Regions from separate parts of the Mus musculus genome. Here region 2 is linked to region 1. Evidence: chromatin loops called from intact Hi-C (ENCODE). Cell type or tissue: left cerebral cortex. All regions are shown on one strand.

Evidence for each region. Peaks named below come from ENCODE experiments on the same cell type or tissue, not always from the same donor. Only the 100,000 strongest peaks of a DNase experiment are listed, where the experiment ranks them.
Region 2: a loop joins it to region 1, with 2.2 times the contacts of the local background. A loop is called at or near these places in 3 of 42 quality-filtered maps.

Annotation. Positions count from the first base shown.
Region 1 is chr13:101,732,005-101,740,004 of GRCm38, reverse strand. All of the region lies in intron 2 of Pik3r1 (phosphoinositide-3-kinase regulatory subunit 1), which reads left to right. Among named protein-coding and RNA genes, the nearest start is that of Pik3r1, 32 kb to the left of the region's middle. In left cerebral cortex, a CTCF peak has its summit at 4,103 (motif pointing left); DNase peaks (open chromatin) are centred at 4,102 and 7,943.
Region 2 is chr13:102,235,752-102,243,751 of GRCm38, reverse strand. No RefSeq gene overlaps it. Among named protein-coding and RNA genes, the nearest start is that of Gm36703, 110 kb to the left of the region's middle. In left cerebral cortex, no CTCF peak of the experiment used is centred here; a DNase peak (open chromatin) is centred at 3,821.

The DNA of each region.
Region 1 (8,000 bases):
CTGCTGCCTCCTCCTCTTCTTCCTCCTCTTCCTCTTCCTCCTCCTCTTTCTCCCCCTCCTTTTTTTTTTTTTTTTTTTTTTTTTTTGTAAACTAAACAAAATGTCAGTCTCTGATGAGACTTGCTTCCTGCCAGAATTCCCACTGGTCTACTGTCACAGTTTCCACAAAGGGCCAAGATGAAGGAGGGAAACCCATTTTGAACCCTGTGCTCTTCTGTATTATGGGAAAGCTGCTTTCTGCCTCAGGATGGGGAGAACTGTTAAGTTCTAAACCTTAGTGATAGGCACGTAAGACCTACTGGATTCTAACTGCTGAAGGAGAATGTCGATTAAGGCAAGATTTGTTCTGCTGCTGCGATCAGACATATAAAACTTTGCAAAGTTTTGTTGTTCATTTCCTGTTTAAGAAAAAAAAAATCACCCTGTCCTATGAACTCCCAGAAGATGAGAAGATTTTCCTCAGAGAAAATTCAGTTCTGGGAAGAGCCCTCCATAGAGGTCATAACCTACAAAATTCTTGAAGGGAAGTTTCAGTGAGAAGAGGGCAGGGACGGTTGGGAAGCTCTGAGTGCTGCAGTGGGTGACTGGTGTGTGAGCCCCTGCTTTCTTGAGCTGCAGCCTTCATGGGACGTGTAACACACATCTGCAGAAATTTTGGGGGAAATTAAAAAAAAGAAAAAGAAAAAGAAAGAACAACATGAAGTTGGGAGAAGTGTAGTGGAGGCGAGGAAAGAGTGGACTTTGATCAATGTATATGCAGGTATAACTATTAAATAAAATATTAAAAAATAGATTTCTGTTTCCAGCACAGGGCAGGAATAGCCTAGCTAAGTAGGAGTTTGCACCAGTAGTTGTATCTTTCCCAAATGACTGCTGGAGAAAATAAGTGTAAGCCATTGTCAACAGGTTGTGGAAGAGACTGGTTCAGCATGCTCGCTACCAAAAACTCGCCTTGCTGCGAGGCTGGCCCCAGCCCCAGCCTTCCACATAAAGCAGGTGCTGTTCGGATCAGAGGCTGATCATCCTTGGCACCCAGAGTGGACAGCCTGCCAATTGTTGCACAATCGAGTGGACCCAAGCGACAAAGGACTGCTTAATTGAAAGTGTATAAAATGGTTCCTTAGTTGAACCTTAGTGGGTCACACCCTTAATCCCAGCACTGGGGAGGCAGAGGCAAATGACTCTCTGAGTTTGAGGCCAGCCTGTTCTATAGAGTGAGTTCCAGGACAGCCAGGGTCACACAGAGAAAACTTGTCTCAACCTCCCTCTGCCGTCAAATAAAATGGTTTCTTAGGCTTCATGGACAATTGAGTAACCCCATAACCCCAGTTTCCTTTCTTTATGGTCACTACCTAATCCTCTGGGATCAAGCATAAAATATTCTGGTCTCTTACAGTGAAAAGATTAAACAGCTGAAGTTTAAATTAAATCATTAATTTGGAGTTTTCTGTGACTACATTCATTATATTCTCTGTTGGGATTACGTTCCTGTGGATTTGACAGATACATAAAAGTGACAATATGTGCTTATCAAGGGCAAATAAAAGTTCTGCACGCTGAAATCCTGAGTGGTGTTTTTAGTTTTCTGTTTATATTAAAACCTTTTAAAATTGAAATGATTTAACGAGGTTTTCTTTTTCTGGATACCTAGTAGAAGAAAAAATCAGAAGCATGAAGCAATTGAGTATATTTACGTGGAGACAGGCCTGAGTGATGGAAATTTTTTTTTTTTCTTTCAGTAGGATTTAGCAGAAAGCATGTGTCGAAAGTCTTACCTAAATGGGTCATAATTAAAGACGTTGGGGCTTATTTATTTTAATTAGAAATATTAAGCTACACTCAGTGGGCTTCATGGAAAAAATTTTTTTCTAATTGCATATTTTATTTTACGTCAAGTAATAAATTAAATTTTTGTGGGTACCAAAAAGACGTTTTAGCTTTAACCACAATCATAACTCATGCTAAATATATTAATGTTGTGTTGATTAGCTGGCTAACTGTTTCTGGAGAGTTAACTGGTGAGACCTATTGTTGTTGATGTTTTTCGTTTTCCAGTAATAGTGGCAGAGCAATCAGTGTCCTTTCTGGAGAAAGGTTCTCGTTTGAGTTGCTCTGATCAATACAGGTGACTAGAAGCAGAGGTAAAGAGCAGCGCTTACTTCTGCTGTGTTCTCTTTAAAACTCTGTCAGATGCTGTTGTTGCGTTGCCCCTCCCGTGGGTTTGACAGAGTTTCTGGGAAATCCACAGAGGCAACTCTCTCAGCCTCTTACGAAAAGGGGCAGAATGGAAGGGGGAACTCACTCACAGTTCCTGTCGGGATTAAACCGGGCATCCAAGTGGCGCGCCTCAGGTTGACTCTCAGACCTAGCTGCTGTCTCTGGGATGGAAGATCCCATCTCAACATCCTCCATGTATAGCACAGAACAATCCTTGTTACCCATCTCGTTTTCTCGCCAAAGAGAATCTGTAGAACAAAGCAATTTAGACTACTCAAGTACATTGGCCATTCCCAGTTGTCTTTGACAGTTCTTAATTAGAGTAAAAACGGACACAGTCAGCAGTAGGAACAGTTTTTCGGGACATTTGGGAATTTGTACAAATATACTTTAGAGGAAAAAAAAAAAAAAAGAAAGACAAACTGTTTGGCTTCTGCATCATTTATTATGTGTGCGCCCTTGAATCTGGTGTAAAGTGCCTGGGATGAAGATTGGTTTCTGCTATTGTACAGCCAAAGGGGTAGCCATTGCACTATGGTCTCAGTTACATGGTGAACTTGTAAATAAGTCAGGCATTAAAAACTTCCAGTGGCATCCTTGGCTGAGAGTCCGTCTTAGTCACTGTGAAGTATTTGCTGCATGACCTAAAGATGGTACCATAACATACATAGCCTTGGCTTTCTCATCTGTAAAATGGGATCGATGGCCAGGAATGAGCTGTGTGGGAGCTCTCTCAGACACACCTCCACTCCCAGAAGACCCCAGGACCTAAGGCTCATTGATGATAATTCTCAAAACAGAAAGGACACATTGAACACACACACACACACACACACACACACACACACACACTCAGTGTTTCTTAGACTTAAGTGATATGTTTGAACCTGACGAAAATGAAAGGAATTGAGATTGCCCGGCCACAGGAAATAGAGGCCAAGGGCCAAGTTAAACAGCTGAAACCACGCACAAAGCAGGAGATCATGGGAGATAGCAAACGCTTCGACGCTCTCTTTGTCGGTGTTTGAGGGAGAAATGACAGCAGAATTGTCATGTTTAGACCAGCTGCCTCTTCTACCTCACCTGAGAGTTCTCCTCCTCGTCCGTGGAAGGCAGACAGGACCAGCTGTGTTCTGTGGCAAAATGCGTTTTTCTCCACAGCTCGGTGCTTTCCCAGGCGCAGGCACCCTGGAACCTGGAATGGTTTCGTTTCTTAGCACAGAGTTTTCATTTAACATGGAACATTGTTGCTTGAATGATGCTCATTAGGAGTCTCTACTCATGTTTTCCTTTGCCTGCTTCAATAGTATCTAGTTCTGTTTTCTGTTTGTTTCTTGTTTTGTTTTCCAAGACTGTTCTTCTTTAGTCCTAGGAGACTAATACTTTACACACACACACACACACACACACCCAAGCTGACCTCTAAACTCATGATAATCCTCCTGCCTCAGCTTCTCTAGAGCTAGAATTATAAGTATAGGCAATCAGGCCCAACTGTTTGTGCCACTTAGGTATAAACCATTCCAGGGTCATGGATCTGTTAGGCAGAGTTTAGTTGACTCCATACTGTATCTTCAGAGGGCATAGTACTGGCAAAACCATACCCAGAGCTGCAGTTCACTTCTGCTTTGTCCATTTAGTGTGTCCATTTCCTCTTTGAGGAAAACCTTTGGTTTTTCAGAACTCCATTTTCCTTTACAAAGTCAGAGTTGCAATAGCAAAATAACTTAAAAATATTTTGTTTTCTTGCTCACTAATTCATTATGAAATAGCTCAATGCTTAAAAGGAAAAAAAGAAAAAATGTGCTGGGTCTTGGTGGGAGGGAGGACATGCCTGCCTGCCTGCTCTGAATCTGATTCTCCTGCCCAATAGAGGTTGCCATCTATTGGCCAAAGAGAGAAATAAAATGAAAAGTTCGGCCCACGCTCCAGGTGGTGCGATGGTCACGGAGAGGTTCTTTTGGTAAAGTTCTTGGCTAAAATATATGAAAATGCATGATTCTTTAGGAACCTTAAGCCCAGGATCATTGGCCGTAGCCGGTCTCTGTAAGTCATGATAGGTATTTAAGAAGTGGCTACATAGCTCTTTTAAATGCATATTTCTTGAGACCACCAGAATTCCATTTTAATGAAATATTAAATGGAGTTTTAATTAGACAAATTGATGGCTGATTTTGTAACTCTGTGGTTGGTTTGGGCTTTCTTTCATTCCAGCCTTTGGAATCTGGTATTTCCTGCCCAGCTGACATGAGACAGGCTCTGTAGAACGGGCAACTGGTGGCTCTTGGTGCTGGGATCTGGTTAATTTGACCATGTGCACTATTTAGAGGTTTAAGTAGTGGCATCTCTCCAGAGTTGTATAATGTCATAAGGTGCATTTGACAAAAAAAGGGAGGTGGTTCGTGGAAAATTCTCAAGCAACTGCAAACAGGGGAAAGAGTTCCTTTGGTCTTGGGTGGACACACACACATACTCACCCACTCCACACTCCACACACACACACACACACACACACACACACACACACACAAACACATAGGACAGCTTGAACTTAGAAAGCACCAGTATAACAATTTTTATTATTAATAACACATCATTTTAAATTGACTTCTCATCCCTAATATCTGAAAATAATCTTATAAATCCTGAAAGCTAAATTGTATATACATTAGTGCTTTACTTAATATGCCTCACCATGGTGTGTGTATGTGTGTGTGTGGTGTATGTGTGTGTGCGTGTGTGTGTGTGTGTGTGTGTGTGTGTGTGTGGTGTATGTGTGTGTGTATGTGTGTATGTATGTGTGTGTGTTGGGTAGTATCCTAACCAACTATGAATAAGGCTCACAGTCTAACCTTGTGGTTTTATTTCTTCCTTACCTGCCTGTTCATATTTGGAGTGTGAAGCTTTTTTAAATGCTGTGTACTACCCAAGTAATCATTTGATACCCTGGATTCAGGCATTTGACGTTCAGTTAATTAATTCCTGTGCCTTCCACTGTGAACTAAGAACGATGACAGCTAAAGAAGGAGGCGGTACAAGAGAAACCAGGAAACCCATATGTTATTTGCTTCCATTTTCACATAGTACACCTATATATGTGTGAAACAAATATATAAACTGTTACAAAGCAGCATATTGATGAATTGAAATGAGTGGAGCATGATACGAGCAAGAAGCCGGCAGGAGAACGGTTGGAGTGGGGCCTAGAGAAAGCAGAGTTTTTGAAGGAAGCGAGACATGTTTATGTGTTCTGATACAGGTCAGTATTAGGCTCACCCTGAATGGCTTAATGTCATGTGAGCAGTGGGGAGAAGAGAAAGGGCAGCATCATGGAAATGGTTGAGGCATGGGCATCTCCTGTGGGCAAGCCGAGATGTATTGTTGAGGTCAGGCTGTGTAACTTCCTTCTGAAAAGGCCCTGCCCATTTACCAGTCATGATACCTTTCTTTCACTTCTATTTTTGTCCCTTCCTTTAGGAAAAGGACTAGATGCTTACTCGTTAGTTAAAACTCAAAGTCATTTTCCTGTTCTGGTTGCTTTTGTTCCTCGAGTTTGAGAAGAATCGAATTAGGTCCGCGTGAAACATTTGGTCCCTCTGTCAAGTTTCCATTTTCCTATTACCTGATATGTCTTTCTTTTTAAAATGCTGTCCCCTCTCATCCACCAGATCTGTATCGTGGTGCCCCTCCTTGGTCTTTCCCTTTTGGATAAAGGCAGATATACTGAGCTTTAAAATTCTGCCTGGATAGATTATCTGCTCTGGCACAAAGTGGCCCTGTCATAAAACCCAGAATTGAAACATCCAGTATTGACGTCTTTAAATTCAGCCTTACTTTTAAATAATACTGGACTGGGTTGTTGGACATCATCATAACTAAACTGTTTCTCTAGACGATGTAGGTTAATCCAGCAAGCCCTTCTAGGAATTCTGTTGCAACTGGTACCCTGTACTACCGGACTCCATTATAAATGATTTAACCTCCTATAAAGCTGCATTTTAATAGGTGTTTATAGGCATCACTTACCAAGTATTTCAAGGGCTCTTTAAATGAAAACTGCCAGGGAGGGAAGGGTAACACTAGCGTTTTTTCTCACAGTTATAAACATTCCCACATAAAACAGGGTTGGTGGACTATGGGTGAGGGAACAAATACTTAAGGCTCCATCTCCTACCGCTGACTTTCACTCGTTCCCACGATAACTGGAGAGAATTCCTTGGGAACTCCTCTTCACAGACTTGTGTGTTATGTGTTCATTCTGTGCCAGGACCTGGTCCTGGCCTGGATGCCTTGATCAAAGCTCATAACTTAATGGAGGGAAACAGAATGCTGGCCGTTCGGCCAGACAAGTAGTGTCCTTTAGGATTGGAGCTAAGCTGGAGGCACCTGTGTTTGAGGTGCCATGCCCTCCTTAGTCTCCTACGTATTCCTGCCAGTGGCTGACTTTTCTTTCTGGGGGGTAGACAGCTGGTGTTTGAAGTGGTAAGGTATCCCGTGGGATCTACACCTCAGCCATAGGCTCCATGGGATATGGTAGTGGAGACCCATGCTTGCTGTCTTGCCTTTGCTGCCTGCCCTCTCCTTCCGCCTGCTTGTGTTTGGCGAGCTTTGTCAGTTGCATGCCTGTGATGAAGATGGCAGGGCAGAAGACTTGACTATTTCTGTTGGTAACATACCAGTGTGTAAATTGGGAAGTTCCCTAAGTGCGTTCGATTTCTATATTCATTTGCTAAAATTTATGTGACCCATAATGTCATTGGTATGCCCATTTGCAGTGATGTACTATCATTAAAAGTGACTTTGGTGAAGTGGCTTTGGTGTCCTTGTCTGGAACCGTAACCTTCAGCTATAGAACACGCCGAGGGGAAACACATGTTTTAGATCTTACAATGAGCTTGGGAAATAGTACCCACATGTAGGCTGGAGACTTCCTGTGGCGGGCGACAGGCAGCCTGTGAGGAGAGCCTGCTTTGGGACCAGGACTGTTCCTGTCATCGAGTCCCGTTCCTAAGAGCGGCGCCCAGAAGGGTGAATGAGCTGCCCTGAAATCTTTAAGATTCCTTATGAGATTTCAAAATTGCGTTCATGAACATCACTCACTTGGAAGAAAATGGCTTGGTGTCCTCCTAAGACTGTGCACACACTACATTAATCCTGTGCTTTGTTCATGACTCCCGAGGGAGAAGGAAGATCAGTATTTAAGGCTCCCCCTCAAAACCGTCTGCCTCTGCTGGGTCACGGCTCCTACTGTTGTAGGAGTTCTTTCCTTTGTGTTTGTTTGTATTTTAAGATTATAATTACACAGCTTTTCTCTTCCCCCTCTCCCCCTTCAAACTCTCCTGTGTACCCCCTTGTTCTCTTTCAAATTCATATCTTTTTTTCTTTAATTGCTGTTTTCTGTGTGTGTCTCTGTGTGTGTGTGTGCCTGTGTGTGTAATACCAGATACATAAATACAACCTGCTCAGACTGTATAATGTTACTTTTAGGGCTGATCATTTGGTATTTGGATAACCGATTCCTGTGCTTTTCCTTGGGGAAGCCTGTTTCGTGCGCACTCAGCATTCCTTGGCTGCCTGCAGTTTGGGTTTTTCCTTTATAATTGAGTCCTTGTGAGCTTTCCCCCTTCTATATGAGACGGTGTCTCCTAAATATGTCACAAGCTACAGCCGTGAAGTCTCATCAACATGGCTGCCTAAGCGTGATCCGAACAAGGATGACACCAATAGACATTGTTGGTTTTTGTTTTGACAGGAATTTGCTGTGTATGTAGCGTAGGCTGGCC
Region 2 (8,000 bases), 500 kb before region 1:
CCAACATTTTTCTGCATACAGGAAACCCACCTCATGGAAGAAGACAGACACTACCTCAGAGTAAAAGGCTGGAAAACAATTTTCCAAGCAAATGGTCCCAAGAAACAAGCTGGAGTAGCCATTCTAATATTGAATAAAATTGACTTTCAACCCAAAGATATCAAAAAAGACAAAGAGGGCACTTCATACTCATCAAAGGTAAAATCTTCCAAGATGAACTCTCAATTCTGAATATCTATGCTCCAAATGTAAGGACATCTACATTCATTAAGGAAACTTTAGTGAAGCTCAAAGCACACATTGCACCTCACACAATCATAGTGGGAGACTTCAACACCCCACTCTCCTCAATGTACAGATCCTGGAAACAGAAACTAAACAGAGACACAGTAAAACTAACAGAAGCTATGCAACAAATGGATTTAACAGATATCTACAAAACATTTTATCCTAAAACAAAAGTATATACCTTCTTTTCAGCACTTCACGAACTGAATATATAATTAATTGGTCACAAAACAGGCCTCAACAGATACAAAAATATTGACATTATCCTATGCATTCTACCAGATCACCACGGACTAAGGCTGATCTTCAATAATGACATAAATAATAGAAAGCCAACATTCACATGGAAATTGAACAACACTCTACTCAATGATTCCTTGGTCAAGGAAGAAATAAAAAAAGAAATTAAAAACTTTTTAGAGTTTAATGAAAATGAAGCCACAACAAACCCAAACTTATGGGACACAATGAAGGCAGTCCTAAGAGGAAAACTCATAGTCTTGAGTGCTTCCAAAAAGAAACTGGAGAGAGCATAAACTAGCAGCTTGACAGCACACCTAAAAGCTCTAGAACAAAAGGAAGCAAATTCATCCAAGAGGAGTAAATAGCAGAAAATAATCAAACTTAGGGAAGAAATCAACCAAGTGAAAACAAAAAGAACTATACAAAGAATCAACCAAACGAGGAGATGGTTCTTTGAGAAAATCAACAAGATAGATAAACCCTTTTCCAGACTAACTAGAGGGCACAGGGATAGCATCCTAATTAACAAAATCAGAAATGAAAAGGAAGACATAACAACAGAGCCTGAGGAAATCCAAAACATTATCAGATCCTACTACAAAAGACTATACTCAACAAAAAAGGAAAACTGGGATTAAATGGACAATTTCTAGACAGATACCAGGTAACAAAGCTAAATCTGGATCAGTTAATGATCTAAACACTCCCATTTCTCCTAACCAGATGAGTTTAGTGCAGAGTTCTATCAGATATTCAAAGAAGACCTAATTCCAATTCTCCTCAAACTATTTCACAAAATAGAAACAGAAGGTACTCTACCCAATTCATTCTATGAAGCCACAATTACTCTGATACCTAAACCACATAAAAACCCAACAAAGATAGAGAACGTCAGACCAATATTCCTTATGAATATCGGTGCAAAAATAGTAAATAAAATTCTCTCAAACTGAGTCCAAGAACAGATCAAAATGATCATCCATCATAATCAAGTAGGCTTCATCCCAGGGATGCAGTAATGGTTTAAGATACAGAAATCCATCAACATAATCCACTATATAAACAAACTCAAAGACAAAAACCACATGATCGTCTCATTAGATGCTGAGAAAGCATTTGGCAAAATCCAACACTCATTCATGATAAAAAGTCTTGGAAAACTCAGGAATTCAAGGCCCATATCTAAACATAATAAAAGCAATATACAGCAAAATATATACAAAGAACTCAAGAAGTTGGCCTCCAGAAAATCAAATAACCCTATTAAAAAATGGAGTACAGTGCTAAACAAAGAATTCTCAACTGAGGAATACCAAATGGCTGAGAAGCACCTGAAAAATATTCAACATCCTTAATCATCAGGGAAATGCAAAACAACCTGAGATTCCACCTCTCACCAGTCAGAATGGCTAAGATCAAAAATTCAGGTGACAGTAGATGCTGTTGAGGATGTGGTGAAAGAGGAAAACTTTTCCATTGCTGGTGGGATTGCAAGCTGGTACAGCCATTCTCGAAATCAGTCTGGCAGTTCCTCAGAAAATTGGACATAGTACTACAAGAAGATCCATCAATACCTCTCCTGAACATATTCCGAGAATATGTTCCAACTTGTAATAAGGACACGTGCTCCACTATGCTCATAGCAGCCTTATTTATAATAGTCAGAAGCTGGAAAGAACACAGATGCCCCTCAACAAAGGAATGGGTACAGAAAATGTGATACATTTACACAATGGAGTACTACTTAGTTATTAAAAACAATGAATTTATGAAATTCATAAGCAAATGAATGGAGCTAGAAAATATCATCCTGAGTGAGGTAACCCAATCACAAAAGAACTCACATGATATGCACTCACTGATAAGTGGATATTAGCCCAGAGTGTCAGAATACCCAAGATACAATTTGCAAAACACATGAAACTCAAGAAGAAGGAAGACCAAAGTGTGGATACTTCATTCCGCCTCTAGAACGGGGAAAAAATACCCATGAAAGGAGTTACAGAGACAAAGTTTGGAGCTGAGATGGAAGGAAAGACCATCCAGAGACTGCCCCACCTGGGGATCCATCCCATAAACAGCCACCAAACCCAGACATTATTGCATAGGCCAGCAAGATTTTGCTGACAGAACCCTGAAATAGCTGTCCCTTGTGAGGCTATGCCAGTGCCTGGCAAATACAGAAGAGGATGCTCATAGTCATCTATTGGATGGAACACAGGGCCCCCATTGGAGGAGCTAGAGAAAGTACCCAAGGAGCTGAAGGGGTCTGCAACCCTATAGGAGGAACAGCAATATGAACTAACCAGTTCCCCCCCCCCCCCCCGAGCTCATGTCTCTAGCTTCATATGTAGCAGAAGATGGCATAGTTGGCCATCTTTGGGAGGAGATGCCCTTGGTCTTGCAAAGATTATATGGCCCGGTACAGGGGAATGCCAGGGCCAGGATGTGGGAGTGGGTAGGTTGGGGAGCAAGGCAGAAGGAGGTTATAGGGCACTTTTGGGATAGCATTTGAAATGTAAATGAGAAAGTATCTAATAAAAATTGTTTTGGGGAAAAAAAGAAAATAACCATAAAGAAATAGATAAATTAGTGGTGGATACATCTCATGACATTTTGAATCTGAGTTGACTGCCTTTGAGGTTTCTAGGAATCTGAGGTGTGCTGACAAGTCACAGAAATATTTAGCCACTAAAGCCATCATCTAATCCTGCGGGGGGGGGGAATCTGTCATCTTAAAGATATATTTAAAAACAATATTTGCGTGTGTGCATGTATATACACATATTTACCATTTTTTACAAGAACATGTATTTATTTACTTTGTATTAGCTTAAATCTGTAAAGGACACAGCATCACAAGAGTTCTATGTCCAGTGGCCTTTGCAGAAATGTTGTTTTGGAATTTGCATGACTCATGGGGGAGTTTATTTTTTCCTGATTACTCTGATTCTCTTTTGTTTGTCTCTAGTAGACACTGCTGGGTTTTGCTTTAAACACATAAGCATATCTTTTGCAGAAGTAGAATTCTTTTGCAGAAGTAGAAATCAGTTTTATTTCTGGCATAAAGATTTTTTTTTTAGAAGATGCATGAGCTCTCTGTAGTTCTCAGGACCCTGCTTGTAGCCAGGAAAAATGGCTTTGCGCCACAGACTTCCAGAATTTTTTCCCTGTTACCAGCAGGCCTCCACAGGCACTGAAATGGACAGAAATAGCTAGCCACTTAGCATCTTTATTCCAGAAGAGAAAGATAAATAATTAAGGCTGTAAATCCACAGAGCTCTCCAGTATGGAGTTACATGGGAAAAGAGGGTCCAACCCCAGCAGATGCTTCCTGCAGTAAGCAACTCAGACAAGAGAGTACAGGACAGTTCTCTGTGGCCATGTGGATAACCAGACTGTGTTGTGAGTAAATAGAGAGAGGATGATCTGAGATTAAATCCCACTCCTCCTCCTTTAGGAACCAAGTGGTCTATTTAGGATATTCTACCTCAGAGGATTCCCATTTCTTCATCTTAGAGAAAAGAGGATAACAGTTTGAAGAAGAACTCCTACTATAAACTAAACTGTGAAACAATGCTGAATTAAAAAAAAATAACTGCAACTGTGTGCTTTTGTGTGTGTGTGCACTTACTCATTCGCAAGTTCATATGTATGTATGTTTCTGTGAATGTGAAAGTGTGTATACATGTGCTTGGAGGTCACAAGTTGATAGCAAGTCTTCCTCTATCACTCTTACCTTTTGAGAAAGGGACTTTAAGAGAACTGGATTAGTTAACAAGGATTTTCCTATCCTTGCCTCCCCAGTGCTAAGATTTCAGACAGGCACCACTATGTCTAGCTTTGTACGGGTACAAGAGATTTGTACTCAGGTTTTCATGTTTGTGTGTCAAGCATTTCAGCAACTGAGTTATCTTCCCAGCTCCAAATTATAACTGGTAAATAATAAAACAAAAGTAGTTTGAAACCTACATGTACAAAGGGCCTTTTCTATGCAAAAAGGCCCGTAGATCAGATGGGAGAACTGCTTCAGCATGCTGGACCACTGAGTCCCAGATTAGCATTTTAAATTATGTGTATAAGTATGTGTCTTGAAGTAGGTTTGTGTACAAGAGCACAGTGCCTTCATAGGCCAGAAGAGGGTTTCAAATTCCCTACAGCTGCAGTCCCAGACAGCTGTGAGCTACATGTGCGCTGGGAACCGAACTCTGGTATTCTGCAATGGCAGTACACATTTTTAATCCCTGAGGCATCTCTCCTGGGGCTGAAAGAGCAAATATTTTAAACCAAAGATTGTAATTCGATGTAATTTAAAGATAAACTAATGTGATACTTATATATAGGTAGCAGTAGAAAAATATTAAGTATTTGTTTCCATACACTTCTATGCTTGCGTAGCTGCAACAGTCTTTGTGTATACAGTAAAAACACTGCAGTTCATTCCCTAGCAATATTTCCAGTCTGACCCAGCACTTCAGGCCACGTTTGTTCATGCTACATGGATGTGTCACATGACCAAGCGACTTATCTCCTTGTCCTAACCAGGGCTGCAGTGAAGCCACTCAATAGTGTTGAGCACTGTCAGAGCATCCTGGATTTGTCACCCATGTGCTTTACAGTCACATTTTGCTGTCACACAGTTAAAGATGTAGGACTGTTGCCAGTTTTTGTGGTCCTCCCTGTATTCATTTATGGCCTATGAAGGCACTGTGTTCTTGTACACAAACCTACTTCAAGACACATACTTATACACATAATTAAAAATAGAACCTTTCATTTTTCTTCTGAGTTAAATTTTATTTTTTTGAAAAACACATTAAATATAGCGGGGGTTAGGATGAGCCCAAATTACCAATGACTTCTGAAATGGTTCTAAACAAACTTCTGTCATTTTATACATGAAGCAGCACTCTTAGCATTGACTGTTTAAAACACTCAAAATATCTATCAACTCCAAAAAAACATTTTGGAAGATGTTTTACATCCTGCAGTATCAAATATGTCGCAGGTAATCAATCACTTGTGCAAAATAAAAAAGCATCCCCATATCATTAGTAGAAATTTTCATTTTCATTTTTGGTAATACACCAAAACATTAATTTAAAATAAATTTCCTTACAACTTACTATAAGTAAATGCTTGATTTGTGAACTATTTTATAGACCTGTTGTTTTAGTTAGTATTGATTGTCAGGATGACAGGGCCTAGAACCATTCATGAGACAAACCTCTGGGTACACCTGCTGTGGTTATCCAGACTATATTAGCAAGGCTGAGAGATTAAACAATGCAGGAAGATGCACCCTATACATGGATGGTGTGATTTCAGTGGGATGGGGCCCTGGACTGGATATAAAAGACATAGCAACCCAAGTACAAGTATTCATCTCCTGCTTCTTGACTGCATATGCGCTGTGGCCAGATCATTCCAACTCCTGTGGCTGTGGATTCTAAGCTATGATAGACTGTTCCCTGGAACTACAAGCCAAGTAAACTGTTTCTCATTGAAGTTACTCAAGGTATTTTGTCCTAACAATGGGTAAAGTAGCTAAAGGACCTATGTACCTGTAATATCATACAATTTTTGGCAAAGCTGTGGGGGAGGTTTAGTAATGGGAAACATTTAAGAACCCCCAAGCCTGTGATCCTACTAGAGCGGCTCAGACTGAATACCACAAGAATAAAAGTCACATTCCACTGACTACTGATGCAAGTCACAAATGAAATACTGTATTTAATAAAATGTCTGCAGATCTGCAATAACCCAGCGAATCTTTTAAGTGTTATATAAGGGCTTGCAGATATGTGAATATGAATCAGCTATGGAGATAGCAATAAATTATTTAAGTCCCTTGTTTTTATTGCATCTGGGTCAGATGAATGGTCAATATATCTATAACTGGAACATGAAGGTATAACTCAGTGGTAGAGCCCTTGCCTGGCATAAATAAGGCTCTGGGTTTAATCTCCAAAACTGTAAAGTAAGGAGAAAATAGCAAAATAAATATATAATATGCCTAGAGATAGGAAGTGCCTACAAGACACACAGGTGCTCCATCACCACCAGCAGTGGGCAAAGGGACACCCTTGTCGATGGTGTTGTTCTTAGCAAAGCATATGGCTGTCCTTTGTTCAATCTAGCTTGATTCTTGGCTTGTTGATTAAAGCTCTTTCATGCCTAGGACAAATAAAAATCAAATCAAATCCAGGCAGGACAGTGTGGGAGGAGGAAGACAGACAGAGATCTGTGTTTTTTCATGGCATACAGTGTGACAACAGAAAGATGCCTACAGCCCTACTCTGCTCCAAGTTACGTGGGCAAGCCACAGGTTCTCACTTGCCACTATACAAGTTTGTGAGTCAGATGGGAAAGAAAGAGAAGTGGAGCAGCTTGAGCATTAGGAAGAGAGATGGGACTAGACAGTTGAGGGTGGAGAGACCAGGAGACAAGACCACAGCCAGTCAAAATGCAGAGTTGTAGATCCCAGTCCCAACGGATGCATCTACAGCATAACTCCTACATCTAAGCCTCAGGGAACCGTGAAGAAAAAGAGGGCAGAAATACTCTAAGAACTAGAGAATCAGGAAGATTGCTTTGAAACTGTGTCTTGGAGTAATTACAGAAGCCACACCCACAAAGTCTCACTAACATGTCTGACTAAACATGAGCTGAACAAACAAGGACAATAACAATAGGCATGCTACTGGGGCAGGGGGGAGGGGTAGCGGGTGGGACTCAACTCTACACAGAAATCTACAAGCAACTAAGAGATGCTGACAGTGGGAGAAATGGCCTTCCACAGGGACAAATGAGCACAGCAGTCAGTTATCTAATATGATATGGTCAGTACTGCATACAGACTGAGCATGTGTGTGTGTGTGTATGTTTGTGGATATATATATATATATATATATATATATATATATATATATATATATATATATATATGTATATCAACAACTAATGGAAAGAAAGCCCATGGTGGTTTCAAAGTGAACAAGGAGTGATATATGGGAGGGTTTGGAAAAAGCAAAGAGAAAATGGAAATGACTATTATATATTATTATAATGACTATTAAACTATTATATTATAATCTCAAAACAATAAAAGAAGCAATTTTTAAAAGGTCTGGTCTAGTCTGCCAGATAAATGACATTTGAGAATAGCTCTCTCCATGAACTAAAGCACATAGGTGTGATTAGTAGTTTTAATTGTCAGCTTGATAGTCTGAAGTCTCAGTGAAAAATTGTCTAGATTATGTTGGCCTATGGGTATAACTTTTGAGAAACTTTCTTAAGAAGAAAGACCGATCCTTAAAGTGGCTAATACCATTTCATGGGCAGGGCACGAGGCTGAAGACAGAGAGAGACAGTAGAAAGCAGTCATGTACAGTCTTTCTTTCTACCCTTGGCTGTGGCTAGAATGTGACCAGTTATGTCTCTCAGGCTATTCCTGCTTGATGGGCTGG